Regions from separate parts of the Homo sapiens genome. Here region 2 is linked to region 1. The links are chromatin loops, found by intact Hi-C in ENCODE. Cell type or tissue: GM12878. All regions are shown on one strand. Each heading gives the region's core, and the rest is flanking DNA. Links, peaks and the distances in the headings are about the cores only.

Region 1 (2,917 bases), core at 101-2,600:
CACTTGCATTACAGGGTCTAAAGAACCTATAGATTTTCTCTGCAGGAGGTTCTTTGGAAATAACATGTAACTGACATACCCAGTCTTTTCTCAGGATTCAAGGGTAAATGAAGATGAGCATAACTTAGCTATTATAGTAGGTGACAGGTACCCTGATGATGCTGACCAGCCGACTTGCTGCCCTTGCACGCAGTCATAAAATGGGGTGGGATAGGATGCAGTGAGAATGGATTTAACTTAGATTACATCCGCTCATGAGACTGGGTTTTGCCAAGCATTGTTTTAAACCAGAATTCCCTAATGATTTGGGATTTATCACTCAGTCTGAGCAATTGCTGATTTGGTTGGCTTGGTGGTTCTCAAACTGACTGAAGGTTGGACTCACTCTGGGAGCTTTTAAAAAAATGCCCATGGCCGGGCTTGGTGGCTCATGCCTGTAATCCCAGCACTTTGGGTGGCAGAGGCTGGCGGATCACTTGAGGTCAGGAGTTCAAGACCAGCCTGGCCAACATGGTGAAACCCCATCTCTACTAAAAATACAAAAAAATTAGCCAGGCACTGTGGCACATGCCTGTAATCCCAGCTACTCTGGAGGCTGAGACAGGAGAATCACCCGAACTCAGAAGGCGGAGGTTGTAGTGAGCCCAGATCACACCACTGCACTCCAGCCTGGACGGCGGAGTGAGACTCAGTATCAAAAAAAAAAAATAAATTAAATTAAAAAATATATATTAAAAATGCCCATGTTTGACCCCACCTGCCTATGGAATCAAAGTCTTCACTGGTGAAAGGCACCTGTCGGTCTTTTTTGGCTCCTCAGGTGATTGTCAAGTGCAGGGCTTGAGAACCTGGGTTAGATGGAAGGGGAGACGAGAGTAAAGGTGATCAGACATTTTGGAGCATTTTCTTTCAAGGACACCTGTCTCACTTCTTCCCATGCCTCTTATATTCCTGAGGCTCTTTTATGTTGTAAATTAGACCCTAGCCTTCTTTCTCTACTTTTACACAACACGTGAGAAGTCCTCTGGGGAAACATTCTTCACACAGTTAACTCTGGTGGCTACAGTTACCTGTGCTGGTTCAGGGTTTGGCTTTGCTCCCTTTCCATGACTCCTTTCCCGAGATTATTGCCTGAAATATAAATGATGGGAAACAATTAACTGAAGTGGGATTAAAGAATTTAATGAAGGGGCAAGGAAAAGTTAGTCCCTCTCTCAGGGGTCAGCTAGTGGTTTCTTTGGGTGGATATTAGAAAGAATCTCTTTTTACCAGTTCCTCAATATCGGTGTTTTCAAAGAGGAACGGAAGAGGAAAGTCATCCTAATACATTCAGCGTATGGAGGGATATGATGGGCCAAACGCCAAACCCTCCTTGTCCCCATCCAAAATCTCTCTAGGAAACAGCTAATTTAGAGACACGGCTCCCGAGAAAGTATTTTCTATGCAAATAGTGCCATCTTGTGGCTGAAAGGAGAGTTACATGCTGATGACACAAAGGACCAAACCTAACGGATGTGAAAATGTGCAAGAACAAATTTTTCAGCAATGAATCCATTGAGTCATCCCACTTTCCTCAAGTTTTATAGCACAGATCAGGCTACACAGTGGCTTGGGGTGTCTGTTCTGTAGCCTGTGCTCCTTCTCTGCATAAGCACGTGGGCAGCTCTGCGGGCCTAGGACTTGTAAAAATCATCCCAGGAATCTAATTCTAGTCCAAAAGTGCTCAAACTTCTCGGCCTCAGGACCCCTCTATACTCTTTAAAGTTACTGAGGACCCCAAAGAGCTTCTGTTAATGTGGGTTAAATCTTGATATTTATGGTATTAGAAAGTAAAATAGAAAAATCTAAAATATTTATTAATTCTTTCAACATAATAGTAATAAACCTATTATGTGTTAGTATGAATAACATATTTTTGTGAAAAATAACACTGTTTTCCAAATAAAAAAGTGATGAGAATATTGGCATTGTTTTTACATTTTTGTAAATCTCTTTAGTGTCTGGCTTAAAAGAAGACAGCTGGCTTCTCACATCTGCTCCTGTATTCAACCTGGGATATATTGTTTTATTTGAAGTATAGGAAGAAGTCTGGCCTCACACAGATGTGTAGTTGGAAAAAAGAGGAGTGTTCTTATAGCCTTTTCAGGTAAATGTGGGCTTTAAAATATATACTAGACCACAATTCAACAAGTGGTAGTTTCTTAAAGGTTAGTTGCAATGTCAATCACAGAAGGCAATTACTGTAATAAAATCAGTTTTGACATCATGGACTCTCTAAAGGGATCTTGGGGATCCCCAAACATTGGTGGGCCACAGTTTGATGAAGAGCCCAGCTTTTCAAGATGTTTATATTTTGACATCTCCAGAGTGGTGTTTGAGAGGAATTGTCCCACCACTTTTATCACCTTTGACTGCAGGAGGTAAATGATGCTGTCACCTGGGACTGCTGTACACCTATGGGGACTGGGCAGGCTATGATGAGGAGGCATTCTTCTGGACCTGACCCACCAAGCGCCTGCCCTGAGCACGACCTCAGAGCTCTTCCCAGTGGCTCTCACTAGGCGGTGGGGGGACAACAGGCTGAGTCTATATGAGTTTTAATTTTAGGGATCCCTCTGGGGTTGTTGAATGTTTTTAATTTCATCGAGGCTTTTTAATCATGGGACTTTTAAATAATTTATTCTGGAAGAAAATTTTTATAATGTTTAAAACAGGGTAGTGTCTTGTTTATATTTTAGTTGGGCTTAATCGTAGGAACAGTGTTGGTAGATTTAGGGTGATTACTTTCATTTTTAAGGTGAAATTGAGCTGTTTTTGTCTTTTTAGTAATTATATGGTGGTTTTTGGCTGTGAGTAAAATATTAATGTTTGTTTATTAGTCTAGGTGGGATGATATGTTAAAAAGATAAAAGACAAT
Region 2 (2,917 bases), core at 280-2,779, 170 kb before region 1:
CTCCCGAGTAGCTGGGACTACAGGCGTGTGCCACCACGCCCGGCTAATATTTTTGTATTTTTAGTAAAGATGGGGTTTCACTGTGTTAGCCAGGAAGGTCTTGATCTCCTGACCTCAGGATCCGCCTGCCTTGGCCTCCCAAAGTGCTGGGATTACAGGCGTGAGCCACCGCACCCGCCCATATATATTCTTTATGAAATTAAAACTTCGGGTCTGTTATGTGTATTATCCCCTAATTTCATGTCATCAGGCAGACCATTAAATACTTTTGCATGGGGAATGATCATATGTAAGTATGATCTTTAAAAATAGCTTATAGAAATAATATGTATTTATTCATTTATTTAACATATATTGATCATGAGCTATGTGCCATGGATTCTTCTAGGCACCGAGGGTATGGTAGTTAACAAGACACATAAATGTATTGAGGATTGTCTTTAAGGAGCTTATGTTCTAGCTGAGAGTTACAACAACAACAAAAATAGGTACAATTTAGGGAAGAAAAAATGGGGCAAATATGAGGATATAAAGTATTAAGAAGGGCTGAATTTGAGATAGGATGATCAGGGAGGGCCTTCCCAAGGTGGGGACTTTTAGCAAAGCCTAAATTAAATGAGGGGACTGGTTAGTGGATATCTGGGGAAAGAACATACTAGGTAGGGGAAGAGCCAGGACAAAGACCCTGAGGTGGGAACATGCCTGGAGTGTTCAAAGAACAGCAAGAGAGCCAGAGTGGCTGGAGAAAATGAGCAAGGCGGGGCAGTAGTCAGAAGGAAGTTGGCGTGTGTGAGGAGAGGGTGGTTCATAGATCTTAGGAGATCGTGTAGGTCACAGCAGAGGCTCTGTCACTCTGAGTGCATGGGACATCACTGGAAGCAGCTGAACTGGCAATGATGTGACCTGACTTTTATTTTCATATGATCGGTCTGGCCTCTGTATGGAGAAGGGACTACAGGAGGCATGGGCAGAATTAGGTGCAGCATTTAGGGGACTGTTCCAATAATCTCAAAGGGAGATGATTGCTCAGGCCAGAGTGATGGCAGTGGGAGTGACATATGCTTGAATTTTGAGGGGTTTGAAGGTAGAGCTAGAACAGGATTTGCTGACTGTCTGGACATGGGGGTGAGAGCATGTGGAATCAGGAATAATCTTAAAGTTGTTGACCTGAGCAACTGAAGAATGAATAGAGGTGCCATTAACTGAGATGGAAAAGATGTTAGGAGAAGCAGGTTTGGGGAAATCATCTATAGTTCCACTGGGACATGTTCAGTTTGATATGCCCATTAGACGTGTCAAATAGGCAGTTGGATAAACAGATCTGGAATTCAGAAAAGATGTGCTGGCTGGAGATATGAAATTTTACACACACACACCCCTCAACAAGCCATCCACTCTCACACTTTCTAAAAAATCTGTCACATTAATTCTAGCCTTCATTCAACCCTACCTTTCATATCACCTCCCTACCTTGGCCTAAGTCTCAAAGTTCTTACAAAAAGCTCTTGTCCCATTGGTTCAGGGCTTCTTCCCACATTCTGATCTGATTCCTCCAGATCACATATCCTGGCCTCAGTGCTTGGATTCTCTTGCTGAGCCTGGCCTGGGAGTTGCAAACTCCTCTGCATAGTGCTCAGAGAGTTGAAGTAATTCAGTGAGGTGGGGAGTTTGGGCAACTGCAGAGCACATGCCCCACCTAAAGAGGGCAGCACTGGTCCCCTCCCACAAAGTGCTCCTATCAGGGAGAGGGACCCATTGTTGCCCGTTCTTCTAGTTAAGCTAGAAATCTAGATTTTTTTAAAAAAATGCATAATCTGCTAATTTTTAGACATTGGCAACTAACTCAAACATTTTTTCAAGACCCTGTGAGCCAAACAAAATATATCTGGGGCCAGATCCAGCCCGCAGGCAGCCACCCTTTTACCAATGATGATCCCACTGAATGGGCTGACTGGCTGGCTTTGGCATTTGGCCCTTGGATGGAGCCAATTGAGGTATCCACCTTGGGCTTCCCTAGTGCAGGCTGAGGCCATGAACCACCACACCCTAGGAAGGCTCTTGGGGTACACTGTCCCCTGAGCCTGGCCCCCAAGGACCTGCTTATCTGAAAAGGAGGATGAGGTGCCTTCCCCGGGAACTATTTGAAGAGCATTTGGTCCCCTTTCCCCTTCACCCCTTCCCTCCAGTGTTGTATCTCACTTCAAAAGCAGAATGAGTATTGACTCCATCTCTTAGGTGAGACAGGTAGGAGCTATTGAATCAGCACATCTGACATCTGTCTTAAATGCTTGATGGTGAAAAAGATTGCAAAATCATAGCTGAATGACAGTCTGAGGCAGAAAGCTAGTCTTGGGCAGGTAGAAGAAACTATATATTTTTTCAACAATTATTTATTGAATACCTGCTAGGGACCAGTTATTTTACTATGTGCTGTGTGTACAGAAAAAAGATAAAATGCCATCTACTCCTATGAGATTCACAGCCTCTTGGAGGAGACAAATATGAAAAGAAACAAATCATAGCATCATGAAAAGAACCACAGGCCAGCAATGCCACAGACCAAAGATGAGGGTGGGGGGCGGTGGGGAGTGGGAGGGCTGTCAAACAAGGTGTGGTGTTGCAGGACTTTTTCTTTCTTCTTCTTTTTCTTCTTCTTCTTCCTCTTCTTCTTCTTCTTCTTCGTCGTCGTCGTCGTCGTCTTCGTCTTCATCTTCTTCTTTCTTCTTTCTTCTTCCTTCTTCCTTCTTCCTTCTTCTTCCTTCTTTCTTCTTCTAGTCTCACTGTGTTACCCAGCCTGGAGTGCGGTGAGGCAATCTCAGCTCACTGCAACCTCCACCTGCCAGGTTTAAGTGATTCTCCCACCTCAGCCTCCTGCACAGCTGGGATTACAGATGCATGCTACCACACCCAGCTAATT

The links. Hi-C counts contacts between places; a loop is a spot of excess contacts. Peaks named below come from ENCODE experiments on the same cell type or tissue, not always from the same donor. Only the 100,000 strongest peaks of a DNase experiment are listed, where the experiment ranks them.
Region 2: a loop joins it to region 1, with 6 times the contacts of the local background. A loop is called at or near these places in 11 of 110 quality-filtered maps.

The regions. Positions count from the first base shown.
Region 1 is chr7:29,407,494-29,410,410 of GRCh38, forward strand. The region is part of intron 6 of CHN2 (chimerin 2); the gene reads left to right. Among named protein-coding and RNA genes, the nearest start is that of PRR15-DT, 150 kb to the right of the region's middle. In GM12878, for the core only: a CTCF peak has its summit at 1,461 (motif pointing left); a DNase peak (open chromatin) is centred at 1,418.
Region 2 is chr7:29,238,138-29,241,054 of GRCh38, forward strand. The region is part of intron 1 of CHN2 (chimerin 2); the gene reads left to right. Among named protein-coding and RNA genes, the nearest start is that of CHN2-AS1, 31 kb to the left of the region's middle. In GM12878, for the core only: a CTCF peak has its summit at 1,699 (motif pointing right); no DNase peak of the experiment used is centred there.